2 separate regions of the Mus musculus genome follow, and region 2 is linked to region 1. The links are chromatin loops, found by intact Hi-C in ENCODE. Cell type or tissue: left cerebral cortex. All regions are shown on one strand.

What was found. A loop is a pair of places that touch in the nucleus more often than their neighbours do. Peaks named below come from ENCODE experiments on the same cell type or tissue, not always from the same donor. Only the 100,000 strongest peaks of a DNase experiment are listed, where the experiment ranks them.
Region 2: it touches region 1 in a loop (2.4-fold over the local background); 2 of 42 quality-filtered maps call a loop at or near these places.

Annotation. Positions count from the first base shown.
Region 1 is chr10:49,780,309-49,788,308 of GRCm38, forward strand. It overlaps Grik2 (glutamate receptor, ionotropic, kainate 2 (beta 2)), which reads right to left. Exons shown (of 17, transcript NM_001111268.3): 2 at 2,837-3,237. The coding sequence starts at 2,951. Among named protein-coding and RNA genes, the nearest start is that of Grik2, 4.4 kb to the right of the region's middle. In left cerebral cortex, CTCF peaks have their summits at 4,751 and 6,605 (motif pointing left); DNase peaks (open chromatin) are centred at 280, 1,188, 1,825, 2,613 and 6 more places; H3K4me3 peaks cover 7,489 bases; H3K27ac peaks cover 5,334 bases.
Region 2 is chr10:49,253,683-49,261,682 of GRCm38, forward strand. All of the region lies in intron 12 of Grik2 (glutamate receptor, ionotropic, kainate 2 (beta 2)), which reads right to left. Among named protein-coding and RNA genes, the nearest start is that of Grik2, 530 kb to the right of the region's middle. In left cerebral cortex, a CTCF peak has its summit at 3,048; DNase peaks (open chromatin) are centred at 2,819 and 3,044; H3K27ac peaks cover 674 bases.

The sequences.
Region 1 (8,000 bases):
CCACAGGGAGAGGAAAAGCCTCAGGGAAAAGAGAGTGAGAGGATGGCCTAGAGAAGGCAGAAGTTAATAGACAGGGAAAGGAAAAAACTCCGGGGTCAGAGACACCCTGGGATGTGGGAAAGCCTAGCTTACCAGAAGGTGAAAGGAAGAGAAAGGGTAGATCTATTGGCTTCGGGGAGAATACCACATAGTTTATGAGAGTGAATTTTCATCATCATTTGAGGGGAAGAAGAGGTGGAATGGCCTCAAGCCAGCTTCATGGTTGCCATAGCACCAGAAGCCTGGCAGCCCCAAGCCTTTCTCCAGGATAGACTGTTGAGCCTCACTCTAGGCTGCCTGTTGGGAGACACCTGAGGCAAGGCTGTGGCTTTCACCCACACCCAGCTGTCCACCACAGCCCAAGGACAGCTGCTCAACAACAATTCTACCGCTTTCCTCCCAGAGCAGGAGGGCATAAATGTCTGAACTTTATAGAATGAAAGTTTAAAATAAACATTTTTAAGAGGTACTTATAGCCATTTAATGAACCATCCAATCCACTCAGTACATTTTTACCCCAGTAGAAAATAAAACTCCCACCACGGCATGAAAATAGTCTCAACAGGCAAATGTTCCAGTGATTACAACTGTTCACAAACATTCCTGGCAAGTCAGGTCAGATTTAGAGAAAATGGATCTCCAAGTGGAAGACATTTGATGCTAATGTAGAAAACAAAACAAGCAAGCAAACAAAAACAGATCATCTACTAAGTAGGATGTTTGTCTAGGGTGTCAAGGGACTGGTGAGGAGATCTTTGCCTAGTGTCCTGTTTCTTAAGAACATTCTTAGAGTTTGTCTAGAAAAAAGTGTGTGTGAGTGTGTGTGAGTGTGTGTGTGTGTGTGTGTGTGTATGTGTGTGTGTGCGTGCGTGCACACATGCGCGTGCATGTGTTCTTTGGAAAGCTGCTACACTGCCACAGATGCCAAGATTTCTTTTTAATATGAAGATATGAAATGATCAGCAAATGTAACAATCTAATGATTCAGCAATTATTGTGCTTCAAGACCAGAGCAGTAATAATTAAATCTTGAGAGTATTAGTGGCAGTTTTCAGACAACAATCCCCCCAATCATGTACATTCTTATTGACACACAGAAGAAGATGTACAAGATCACTTATGTACTTTGAATTACTCAAAATAATGTGTGTGTTGGGGAGAAGGGTTAATTCCATAGTGTAGCACTTCCCATATTAGTGGCCAAATTGCTGTAGCACACATACTTTACATATCTTCACACACAGTTCCCAGGAATATAAGGACTTCTTTAATCCTGTCTAAAGAAGCAAGCATTCCTGTAGATGCTTGTTGCTAAGAGCAACATGCTTAAGTACCATCTAAAGGCAGAAGAAAGCAGGAAAATACTCCAGGTAGAATCTAGCTACATTCTATTGTCTCTTGTTATTACCAGTCTTTTTGGCTGTAGGTGACATATAGGGAGGGGCTACCTTTTCATATACATGGAAGAACATTCCTATTTTATTTCCACAAAGGTTGGGGGTGACAGTGAATTTTATCACTAAAGAAAGATCACTTGGGAAAAAATAAGAGATACTGCAAGTGTTACAGAAGGGGCAGGCAACCTCTGCTATACATCAGACAGAATGACTTAATGTGTCTAATTTTATTTCGAAGACACATACTCTGTATTACATGCTTCCTACCCTCTCTGGCTTAAATTCCCTTAGAACTGACAGAGGCTGCGGAAAGAGTGGGAGCTTCGGCCCTGTTGACTCTTTCCCAATGCCCCTCTTTAGGGAACTTCCCCTAATGAGTTCTGTTCTTACTAAATATCCCAGTTGGTCCTCCTGAGCAGCCAAGCATTTCCTACACTTCACTTCCTTCAAGCAAACCACAGGACCAGGGAATATACTGGAAACTCACGTTTAGATTTTCCTTCAAGAGAAAAAGAAGCCCATATTCTTGGGAAAGCTATAAATCCTTCTCATATGTGACTATCTGGGGTCTTTTATCCATGTCAGAGTGAAACAAAGATGCACTTAGACCCACACACTCAACACCCCTCCTCCTCCTGCCTCCAGTTACTAGGTTCCTTATTTATTAGGTCCGGACTCTGTGCGGGGGCGGGGCGGGGGGGGGGCGGAGAGCTGTGAAAGAACTCAGCAAGTTAAAAAACAAAACAAACAAGAAACCTGTCATGATTGCACTATTTCGCTGCGCGCTGAGTGACACCTTCCCGTTACTAATAAAGCCTGAAATTATACAACAATATTTCTTAAAGCTCTGCATATCAGAAAGACCATCGAGGAGGGGGGAAAATAGATTAAACTGACCAATAAGCTTCTCTTACAAAAGAAAGCAAAAGGACTGGTGCCTTCGGTTTCCAAGTGAGGACCTGGGCAGGTCCCGGCAGAAGCGGACACATGCAACTCAGGGAAGAGTTACCAGACATTAACTCTTCGGTAGCACAAGCTGCAGATTTGCCAGCCCTAGAGCTCCTTTTGGTTCAGACCGCGGCACCCAGACAGCTGGAGGTTCCCAGGGAGACCAAAGCAGCCTAGGCTGGTCGGGCCCCCCATCACTGCTATACCCGTGGCGGTCTACAGTGAGGTGATGCTTCCGGCTAGTAGTACCACGCACTGGCACCTCCTTCGCCCTCCCGGGACCCAAAATAAAATGAAGATAGAGAGGATAAATGAAAGCAGGGGGCGGTCTTTAAAACCCGGGAGGGAGCGGGTCTGGAAGTGGAAAGCCCACGCCAGGCAGAGCGACCGCCTGTTTACATCCGGCGCCTTGGAGCCTACACCAGGCGACTGTGAGATGCGGGGAATCTTACCGAATCTTAACACATGTGTGGTTCCTTGCGAATATCCGATCCACAACAAGCAGAGCAGGACTTTAATGGAGCGACTGAAGACTAGATTACTTAAAACTGGGGAAATAATCTTCATGATGTTTCCGTGCCTGCGCGCGCGGCACCCACTTCCCCGATCTAGCGTTAGGCTCCGGGCTTGGACGAGAAGAAGGATGCGTGGAATAGTGGCCGCAAACACAATCACGGCATGGTCACAGAAAGAGGAAGGAGTCTCCGCTTCCCAAACCCATTAGCAGTCTCTGCATGTTCTTCACTCACTGCGCCAAGGAGCAAGCTTCCACTGCAAGGGATGGTGGGACATCCATGTTAGTCTGGGAGCATCCGGGAAAAATCCAGCAAGCACAATGTCCAGCCGCGCGAGCCTGGGAGAGCACAAGAAGAGGAAAATCAAAAGGAAGTCCAGCCCTGCAAGGACTAGGTATCGAAAGCCAGCCACAGTCCCAACACAAAGGGAGCTTTGCTAGCAAGGGTTTCACCAGGCCCGTATTCCACTGCACTGCTGCACAGCTTCTGACGTTAGGCCAAGATAAAGTGAGAAAAATTGAGATAGCTGTTTCCTGCCACTGAGCTTCCCAATATATATTATGCAACCGTTCTGATAGCCCGCCTTGAGTAGCAAAGAGGGAAGATTTATTACATGATTCGGTGAAAATTGCTTTGATTTTTAGTAAGACCCTACAGAGTGCCTGGTGTATGCAAACAGACTTCCTACAATCAGCAGATTAATTTTAATAATTGACTAGCTAAGTCAAAGTCACTTTGCCTAGGAGTTGTAGTTCACAAAAGAAAATGCTCTAAAACAGAGGACTGTGCTGTCAGTCTAACTTGCTGTTAAGCTGCAGAAGAGTTGCACTTTTAAATGTTGAGTAGAAAAGAATAAATACACAGTGCGATGCAATTGGAGAGAGAGCTGAATGTGGTCTTTAAAATTTGAGTGGAACATTTCTTGATTAGTGAAGAAAAATTTCTCCTGGTGGATTTTTAGGGGGGCAATGAGGGAATATCTCACCTAAGACAATCTTATACTAAGCAATGGTGTTTTAGCTGCAGTAGCATATTCCAAGGCTTTGAGCTCACATTTTCTCCTTTTTAAAGTTTTTTTTCCTTAAAAATGCAGTATTAGATCAAAATTTTGTCTAGAAAAATTCTCATCATTGGCTAGTTTTCTGATGAAAAATTTTAAATTTACTTCCTCTCTTGACTCACAAGTAGCAATATATACAATAGAAAATTATAGAAATGCACATTTCTTTTAATATGAATTTTTTGAATAGGCAATATACTGCCCAAGGATTACGGTTATCCCCAAGTCCACTACTGCCATTTACAATAGTAGGAAGAGATAATGAGGAAAGGGGTAACTACATCACTGATGACAGTATAACCTTATTAAGAAGTGCAAAGGGCAAACTGTTGAACTTGTATTTTACTATTAATATCTGTTCATTATTAACAAATAGAGCATAAGTTAGATCTTATAAAATTTTACAAGTTCATCATATTGAAGACTATCTAATTTTAAAAGAGTGGTATGAATACTATTTAAGTTCTTATATTACTATGGTTATATTTTCTCTACATAGTAAGAAGACACCGCAATGTATTCATTTCATCATAGCAAGGTTTTTACTGTATATATTTACTTAACACATTATCAGAAAATGCTGATTGAAAATGTATACACCTTCAAATGCACTAACAGACATTGATTTTTCTAAAAGATGGAGGCATAACTGCAATGTCAAAAATAAGTATCATGAAAAGCTAGTTCTGCAGTCCAGCAAGCAATCCCATCAAACAATTCCACTATTTGAGCACTTTAAAAGGAACACCTAGTGCTGAAACCAAGGGTATCTAGCGACTCCTTCAGTCCATGTTTGAAACATCACTTATAAAACATGTTGAAGCCAAACATATCCTGTCTTGTATTTGCTGTCTCATTTTTCCCATTCTATTTGTTCATTTTACTTCTTCACTCTAGTAGAGATAATAACGACAGCCAGGGGAAAATACATATTCTTGGTTGCTTTCATTTCCTGCTATAATTGATATCTACTATCTGAAAAGAGCATGTTCTGTTGTAATCAAATTTCTGCAATTTTTGCAGTGTAGCTAGCATTTCATGGAGCCACAGTAAGCACACCACAATTTCTTCTTCATGAATTTTTTTAACATGAAAGTATTTGCCATAGCAGTTCTCATCAGCCTACTTACAACTAGCACTGCCAGGTACTTATGTGGCATCATTGTTGGTTATCTAGTAGGAAAGTAAAAGAAAAGCCCAGGGTTCATGAAATTCATGCAAAATAAACTTTACAAAGATCTAATATAAAATTTCCCTTAGTACTAAGTTATCTCCAAAGAACCAACATTACACATCTCTTAAATTGGGTTCATTTATAGTCATTAACTAAGTTCAAAAGCTTTAACTTAACAGATACCAACTCCACCTGTCCAATGGAACGCCTGTGATACCAGGGACTAACCTTTCTTCAGGACCTTGGACAGCACTTCAGACAAATTTATTCTCAGTTATTGAAAATAATAAAATGAATGGATAGCATGCCATTTGAAGTGACAGTGTGCATATTTCTATTACAGAGTCAAGTACTTTGAATCGTTGCAGAACACACAGTCAAGAGATCAGCTTTGTGAAATGTGTTTTGTGTGTCTTTCAATGTGAGTCATGTGTTGTTTAACACATCTGAGACATACTAACAGTGATCTCTTTGCAGTCAGTACTACTACAAAAGCCACTGACATTCACTTGAGACCCTTCAGGGTGACTAAAGGATTCATTTTCACTTACAAAAAAAATCAGCATGAAAAAATTTTAAGATGCTAAAGCATGTTGTCAATATTCAGTGGCTTAAAACATTTCTTAAATGTACTATTAGTTATCACTTTTAATCACCCGCCTCCAGATTTCCATCTGTTAAGAGGGAAAACAAATTAATAGTCCTTTCTATTAAGCTTCACTCTTCAGATCAATAGCATCAACTCAGTAAATTTACCTTTCAAACACACACACACACACACACACACAATGATCTAGCATTATAGAAGATGCTACTATACTATAACTACTATATGGATATTTTGAAGTTATTGGAAGTATCTCCTCAATACTGGCACTATCATCATAGTTCTGAGGATTAATAGTTCTTAATCTATATTTTACTGATCACATTTAATTATCTTAAAATTGTATCAGTTCTATCTTTGCTTACTTTTTAATAGAAAATTTAAAAAAAAAAACTTGATTTAGGTTTTCAGTGATCATTAAAATGTATGCTTTGTCCTATGCCTTCATTTGCTTTGCAGTTATTTCAACCACATGGCAATCCTTATTGCTAAGAGCTAAAGCTCTGAGGGTCCCAAGGTCAAAGCAGAGATGAAAAACGGCAAACACACATGTGTGCTCACACAGAGAAAAGCTATGTCTAGAATAAAGCCTTAAAGTATCAGGGAAGGCTAATACGAAGAACTATCAAGCTTACAATGAAAATAAAGAAGGGAAATGTATATTGTGTCCATGCAAAGCTTGTTCCTACAACAACATCAACAGTGAGAAGGACGAAAGACATTAGCTCCATCTTTCACTGCACTTCTGTATTACCTGACACTAATGACCTCTTCTTCTTGGGCACTATTACTTTAGAAGCAATTTTAGTTTCCTAGTCTCCGGGTGAAAATGAATCTTATTCTAGTTAGCTGCCACCTGCTGGGGCATGAACAAATGTGTAATAATCCTTATAGCAGAACATTTAAAAGACAATTCCTATACTTTGGCTAGAGACAGCAAATGTGTATTCTATAATAATCTAAATTTTAAAACCATCTCAATGGTTCTTCCACAGAAAATATTCAGTGCATTTAGATTTTCTCACACAAGTGAGAGGCTTCTGCTGACCCTCTCACTGTTGTTCTGCTGTTATGGGACATTTAAGAAACCTCACTGTATAGTAACACCTAAGGTGTTATTCCATGCAAGTGGCCTATTGTGTTGAAGCTTAGCTAAAAAAACAGCCTACTCAATCATGACATTAAAGGGGAAACAGAATGAAGTCCAAGACAGAGATCAGTTGAAACCACACTGTTGCATACGCATCCATGATTTCTGTTATTCCTTGGGATTCTAAACACATTACCAACTGTGGTATTAACATTCTGCTACGTTGGTGGCTAATGATATTTTTAATTTTAATTACTATTTAGATGCTAAAAATGTATCTTAATTAAGAAATTGAACCAAAGAGATTTGTGTCGGTAAAGCTCCTTTTAAAAAATTCAGCATGTGCAATCTTCAGTGGATTTAAATTTAAAAAAAAATAGATGTTTTACTATTTAGTCATTTTCTGTCTTTTCTTCCCCTGTGCATTTCAATTCTTTAACGCCTAAGTTTCTAAGGACATTGAGAGTTCATAAGCTTACTTGATTATTGCAGGAGTCTATTCTGCAAAGTTATAAAGTAAGGAAGTAAAACAAGACCAAATTAAAACGCAATTGCACATCTTCCAGCAAGTAAACTGCAGACTTATTTAAATGAATTAGTCATATTCTTGTGAGATGAAAAAAATTAATCCATAAGGTAATTTTGATGAGAGATACTTACAGTATGAAGATGAAGAAATGTTAAACGGTAATCTGTTCGTTTCGTTACCAGAGGGTAGTTTCTAATATCCTCCAACCCCCAAATCCAAAATCATCTTAGAAGCATTAGTCCTGTTTGATTCTCTCTCTCTCTCTCTCTCTCTCTCTCTCTCTCTCTCTCTCTCTCTCTCTCTGCTACTACTGCTACACACACACACACACACACACACACACACACACACACCCTTCCAATACTCCAGAAGATAAAAATATGAGGAAATGTGGTTGGTTAAAAGTTCTGAATCTTTATGATCCACCTCAGTGATGCAGTTAGTCCTTACCCCTGTGGGATGCCCTGAGAGTTTTTTTTTTTTTTTCTTCCTGAAGCTTTTAATACTGTCCTCAGTATTAAAATAATCTCAACTTTCTCACCCCAGAGTTATGAATCAGGGAGATAGTGGGACTGGTGGACGAAAGAGGGATGAGGAGTTGTTATGGCACAAAGATACACAGCTTTCCTGCGTCTCTTCGC
Region 2 (8,000 bases), 530 kb before region 1:
TATGTTCTTTTTTTTATTCACTAACTTATTTACTGACTTTTCATTCTGATCACAGCTTCCCTCCTTCCTTTCCTTGCACTCCTTCACTCTTGTCTTCCCTCCCACCCATTCAAACATTTTCCCCTTAATATGTTTGTTCTTAAATAATTTAGATTTTCAGAAATAAGGATGCTTTTATCTAAGATCAGTTGATATTATATATCTAATGTTATTATTATATGAAATATATTTCAAATATTTTCAACTGTACCATCACTTTAACTTATATTCATTGTTTATGCAGTTGACTATGAGATGCGGGAGCATATGTAGAATTTTTAACTTGTCCATATCCAAGGCAACTTAAGAACTATTTTCCTTGCTAGGTTATAGCTCAGTACTAGTAGGGTACTTGCACAGCTTGGGGAAGGCCTTCAGTTCAATGGTTAGCACTGAAAAAAAATGTATCTGAGAAAAATCATTTCCCAGCTACAATTGACAGCAGGTGCTTTCGAAATTATTAATGAGCAGGATATTGGTTAAGACTGTACTGTGTCTTCTATACTAAAATGCAGAAGGCTTCATAATGTAAAACAATAATGATGAGGTCGAAGTTGATGAAGTTAAATAAAGAAAGAATGACAAGGATAAAAGAATAAGAAACATTATGTAATCTATGATACATAATAACACACCAATTTATAAAGTAGATCATTGTCCATAAAGTAAAAACAGGTCAATAAAATTTTTTTTAGATAAAGTGGACTTCAAAGCATGTATACATTTATATGCTCATGATCCCACTTGAAAGAGCTAATTTATGCTTTTGTAAAATATTCCTGATAAAATAAGGTAACTTACCTAACACTCAGAACTCAGCTGCCACACTGTAGGAACTTTCAAGTCTTCATGAATCATAATTCCTAGCATTGCATAGCTGACCTTTCTAGTCTTTTTCAATGTATATGTTTATTGCCCTGATTTAACTAGAATATAATGCTAAAAATAACCTGTAATATAATTATTTTAAATTTCAGCTTTATTGTGAGATATATCGACTTTAATGATCTTCGAGGTGTCACACCCACACTTTCCATATTATTATATATCATTATCCCTAAAATAAGCTGTTCTTCTCTATGTATGAAAACTTTTCTCCAATTATTCAAAACATTGTCCAAGAATTAAAGTGAAAATTATCAGTCACTTGTCTTCTTTTGTTATCATCTTGTATCTGGTTAATCATCAAACATTCTTACATTTGTTTTTTACAGAGTAATTCATAGCTTATTTTCATATCTATTTAATAATCCATTTATTCTTATAATATTATTTTGGACCTTGAATACCTCTTTCCCAAATTCCTTCTGAGTCTCTTACATACATCGTTTTGTATGGAGGTACAAAACTGTACCTGTAGAACCTGTCATGGTTGTAAGTATTAGTTCTATAAATTCTCCAAACAAGCCAATAAATAACACAGAAATTATTTTTATGTTTACCTATTATTTGGCATTCATATTAACACTCCATACTTTTGCTGATTTTTCTTCCTCTCAACTAAAATGTCTCTATATTACAGGCAACAAATTAACATCCATTTTATAATTTACAAATGATATCTATTAAATGATTAGACTTTTGTCTGAAAATAAATGTCATACTTATTTTAGCCTTCACTATTTGAAATGCTCTCATCATTATGGTATGTTTAATATCATTCTCCCTGTTAATGACTAATATACATATTGAGATAATAAACCCTTTAAAGAAATGAAGTATGTATGCCGTTATAATTTTTTATCTCTCAGAACCTTGGAGTAATTCTAGAAATGAGTAAATACTTAATAAATAATAGCATTTCATTCATCTGTATATACTGAAATAAAATCTTATAATACTTTCTTCATCTTACTTGGAAAATGTTGCACAGCTCCATATGGAAGGCTCAGATTGGAGCTGCATTCCTAATGAATAATTACAATGTTTCTCACTAAAGAATACATGAAGATTCTAAATTATAATATGGGAATATGGGGCTTCTAAATTATAATATGAGAATATGGATTTTATCAAGTAATAAAATTTTCTGTTCTCATTTTTAGTTTTCTAAGCAAGTGAAAAATTGATATTAATTGGTAGTTGATATTCAGAATTTTGATTAGCAGTATTTGTCTTAAACCCCATTTACATGCCTACCTATCTATTTGATATTTTATTCAGATATTGATGGAGAAAAACTTATTGGCTGAAATTCAGAGATAATAAATATGTTGTGCATTGTATATTTTTTATTGTATCTAGTTAATTTCTTCTCTAAACAATAACTAAAATGCCAGGACTACAAATATGCAGAAGTAAAATAAAGGTAGAAGGGGTGCTTAACAATTAAATTTTCTTCCTTGAATAACTAGTGAAATCTGTCAGAATTTTTCCCATAACATGTATTCTCATTATAGAAGAGAAAAACATTATCTTTAGGCAAGTGTTTATTACTTGACTCACTGTAAAATGCATTACATAACTAGAGAGCCACAGAATATTTTCTAATATCACAAGAAAAATAAAAATTCCTGAAATTAGCTGCCATGGTTCAGAAGAACTAAGAAGCAAATCTCTTCATGAGACTGCAGAGTGTGAACAATAATACCCACCCATTAGCAGAATCTTGGCTATGAATGAAAGCACAGCTTTCCACTGTGCACAGACAGAAAAGAGTCTGAGCCATTATTCTGTTCTTTCAGGCACAGCTTTCCCACTGTTGGTAATCACTGTTGATAACATAATCCCTGAGCATGAAGGAAAGCAGTTAGTGTGAATGAGGAGAGCTCACAGGCATGTAGGACTGACTGGGAATCCTTGTCCCACTCAGGAATGCTAATTGCTGGCAGATGAAAATGCTGTTTAAATGGGGTCTTGTATTTTTTTCTGTTCTAAAAAAATAAAATAAAATAAAAATATTCTGCTCTTTTTCTGATCACCTAGCAGAAGGTTACCTCTGCTTGGCATTTTCTGGTCCAGAGTGCCTCCAAGTGCCTATAAAATTCAACGGAATGCCTAGAGAAAATGTGTAATTCAACACTTGTCCTGAGAGAATGAATCACAAAGGCTTATCTTCGGTGCTGCAGCTCTGTCTCTGTTTCCATTTCTGTCTCTGTCTGTTTCTGTCTCTCTTTTTCTCTCCCTTTCTGTCACCTTCTCTAAAAATATTGTTTGAAGCAAGGTTCTCTCAACTGTTCTTCACTCTCCTAATGTGGCATATATGTTGAACAAAGAATGCTTTGTAAGTAGGTTAAATGAGACAATTATTGAAACTGATTAACATCAGATTCATGAGAATAAGAGACGGTTTCTACTGGAATAGACTCAGGAGAAAAAGTCTCAATACTAAATAACATTTATTTAAATTAAAATATTTAAACATTCAAATGTTTAAAATACATAATCTAAATGATAATATATATAATTTATAATATGACCCATATGTTAATTGATACTTAGTTTAAACTTTGATTAAACAGCTACTATACTAGGATATTCTGAAACTGTAGCAGATACACTAAGAATAAACCACTTAATTAATATGCTAATAGAATTGTCTTAATTTTTTGTTTAATGTTGTAGAAATTTTCATTATTTTATGAGTCAGTTTTTCTTTCATTCAGTGGAGATAGTATTACCATATACTAAGTTATAACTTATATTCCTTGAAATATTTACTAAAATATTTATGAAATTATGTTTATATAACATTTCTGAATCAGAACTGTTCTAAATGACTTTAAGACTATTTTATATATTTTTATATAATGTATATTATATATTTATATATATATTTGATAAAAGTATTTTAAGACTCTTTAGGAATTATTAGTCGGATATTTATGTTTGTGCTAGAATTCAATTGGTCAAATATGTCCACAGCATCCTTACTTCATTTAATATATTTTAAATATAAAAATAATTATATCTACTAAAGGCAGGCCTAATCAGTAATATTTGTATGTACAATATTGAAAAGTAAGGTATGCAATTGATAGTGCATGATTATATGCATATGTTCAATTATGGAATATAATTAAATTTGTGTGGTTTACTCATAAATACACACTATATACTTAGAGATACCTAAAAGTTATACCATACTGAGATATTTCCTCAACAGTAATAAAGCAAATGTCTGAAATTGTTTCACTGATGTTGGAACAAGCTATAGAATGTAAGAATATCCTGCTTTAAATTTAGTATTTTATAAACGTCCATATATTTACTAAGTAGACAATAATTCTAGTTATTTTAATTAACACAACAAACATGCTGTTTTTATGCAAATATTTTAGTATTTGTTTTGCCACTCTCTAACATGTGAATTATATTGACTGTTGGTTAAAAATTACAATTAATTACATACAGATTTGCAAGTAAGTATTTTGAGTAGAAAGTGGGTGCAAAGTAGCCTATGCAGCATATTTATATATTAGACTATGTATATTTACATATCAGACACTCTTGTGTTTTTTAATATAGAAAAATAAACTGCTTTTATTATATATCAAATACATCACTTAATCTCTAAAAGTAATAAAGACAATATTAAAGTGATTTTAAAGGATCAGATTACAAAAATCAACACATTAAAAAACTTTAATATGTTTAATATGTACAAAGAGAAATAATTATTAAATGAAGTATTTTAAACATTGTATTATTTCTGTGTTTATGTGATTTAAAATTGTAAAAATATCCAATTATAATCAGTATGATTTTTATCAGTGTTTCTTTATGTTAAGTTTAGTGATTATGAATATTGTATTGTTATTTCTTGAAATTAATATTTTTTTTTTTAGTTCTGGTTAATGAAAATTCATGGGCATTGACATCAACAACTTCTGTTGAATGTTTATAGTGTATGATCACATGAAATGCACACACAGTCATTTTCTGTGCATGAGTGCACATATACACATGGAAGCACATTACTCACTATTGGTATTTCAAGAAGGCAATAGAAACACTTTATATCTTTCAACAAGAGTGTTTTTCTTATTTTCCCCTTTCATGTTAAAAGGCTTTACTTATTCCAGGCAATGAAACAGGAACAATGCTTATGAAATCAGTCCAGGAAGGCTATCTGTGGCTGTTCATTTCTCTACTATCAGTTCTTTAATTTCTCAAAATATTTTTTATAACTAGTTTGACTATCTGTTTCATAAACAGCTCAACTGCTTCAACATGTTCTAGCAGATTTGTCTCCTAAATTACAAAAGCTCTCACACAAAAGAATCACCCTGTTTTCTGCCTTTAACATACAAAAATGTTCCACATGCAAATCTCATGGAACATTAACAATTATATTTGGAAGGAATTGTTGCATAATTTATGGTACTTCAGCTGAGTTTCCAATTGATTTTCTATTGAAGAAGGAAAATTTACCATCAAAATTCTTCTTGTACTGATACAGGCTGCCATGAACCTGGATTTTAATAAATTTTCTTTCCATTGTGGAAGTAAATTAATTACTTAACAAAATGTTTACTAGGCTTTTTTGTTTTTACTTTTGAACCTTTATCACTGCTTTATGTGAATTACTACAGCAAGATCTCTGTTAGGACTGGTCTGCCTTGGTGATATACATGCAGCAATCATTCTGCTGTTTCCTTTTCCAAACCTTTTCCTCCGTTTAATGTGTCTAAAATGAAACCATTATTTTAAAAACAGTTACAAAGGATGTTATATGTGTGTTTGGCATTCTTCTTTATTTGGGTTTCTCTGCTTCTTTATGTTTGCATCCAATGTTTCCTATCTTATATTATTGGAGAAGTACTTTCCTGTGTATGTACACACTGACGTTGTGAAAACATTCACTCTTTGAATTATAGTGAATTTAACAAGCTAATATATATTATTCATTAAATTACTTACTAGTTCTCCTTAATCTTATTATTTATATTCTTCTTTGACCTCTGCTGACCTCTTATGTGGTAAAATTGACTTATAATTCCTGAAAATTTTCAAGTAATTTACTACTTTTAGGTAACAATGATATTCATATTAATTATAATTTTATCAATCAAAGGGTAAATGAGTGGAACAGTTCATTTTACTCAATGTAGATAAGAGTTTTGTCACAACTACAAGGCTTTGAAAAGATAATAATTAGCAAATTTTATAATCAAAAGTCAGAAATAGTTCACATAACAAGATCATACAGAAAAGCTTATTTAATATAGCATTTAAATGTGATATTATCAAGTTCCTAAACAAATCTATACCAAGCAGCAGCTTTTGTCCAAATAATTAGCTACTGAGAGAAATGGTCAATTTGGGCAGCAGAATAATAAGAACAGAAGAACTCAGAAATTGTACTTCATATTGATCAAAAGATAAAAAGGGAGACTGCCGATGAAAACAAACAAATTCAAATGGTCTTGACTATCACATTACATCTACATAATCATCTAAAATGAGGGACCACACATCAGCCATGTATGTGAGAGGTTCAAGGCTACATGTTCAAGACCCTAGGCTGTAATTTTGCTTTTCATAGCAGACCTGAAGTCTCCTAATGGGCAACTCTTGTCTAGTGCTGCATGCTGCCCTTAGCCTGGCTTTAGGTCTGAGATCACATAATGTGGCAGGTTGCTATACTTCTTAGCACTTCCATTTGTACAACACTAGTTTCCATCATTTAGATACTTAACATTATTAATTGGTCAAGAATCTGGAACCTTGAGAATATCATGTTTTGAAGTAATAAATGCCATGTTTTCCTAGATGCTACACTGAATTTAAATCTTATGTATAAACCATTCCTGGAAGATCAGTAGTTTTTTTTTTTTTTTCTACTTTTAGATTTTACAAAAGTTTAGCTTTTTTATTATTAAAATGTATGTATATTTCCAAGATTTAGTTGAACATTATTTAACTGATTTATGCTCCTTACCATTTTATCTATTTGCTGATATTCATTTTCCTGAATTTTTTAGAATTGTGCTTAGCAGTCTCATTGCCTTCAGAGTGGGTAAATCTAGTTTTTTGTTTGTTTGTTTGTTTTGTTTTGTTTTGTTTTGTTTTGTTTTGTTTTGTTTTGTTTTGTTTTGTGGTGACAGGGTTTCTCTGTTAGCCCTGGCTTTCCTGGAACTCACTCTGTAAACCAGGCTGGCCTCGAACTCAGAAATCTGCCTGCCTCTGCCTCCGAAATGCTGGGATTAAAGGCGTGTACCACCACTGCCCGACTAAATCTAGTTCTTATATTTGCAATCATTAATGGAAAAATTCCAGGACAAAATGTTAGGAAAAGTTTAATTAAATTAACTGGTTTATTTATTGCATGATACTTACTGTTATGTTGTCAGTAGTGACTCTCAGAGAAGTCAATATCTAGACTGACCATAATTGGCCGTAGACTTCTTCCCCTCTTCCTAAAGGCAGATTTATTTAACAGTTGCTGTTTTGTAAAATGTGTCCTGGTATGTATCATAATACATTATCCCTCTAGGAGTGGGGCATAAAATTCTTAGCAATCTTTTCTTTATGGCTTAAAAAAAGTTGAGGAAAATACTGCTGTCTCAGAATATTCCATATTAAAGAATTACTTTCACCAAGACTGAATATTTTTTAATACCACATAAGACGTTACAGTGACACCTGAAAGTAAGTTGATAAATTCTTACATGTTAATATAAACCTTTACTTATTCCTATAATCCTAGCACTTGGAAGGCCAGGGAAATGTTTGAGGAGAGCATTGCCATAGGTTAATTCAAGGCCAGATTGGGCAATTCTATGGGATACTACTTTGTTCTTCTGTAAGCCCAGGTGGCAGTCACTGCCAAAAACATATCCCATGGTATTATCAATTTTCTGTTCTATAAAACTCTTGAGATCACAATATGTTACAGATAATTCTCAATTGTCAATAATTTCAAATATTAAGGCATGAGTAAAGAAGTGTTTCTTCCTAAGGAAAAAACAGGAGCTCGAGCTGGAGAGAAAGCCCAGTGTTTAAGAGCTCTTGCTGAG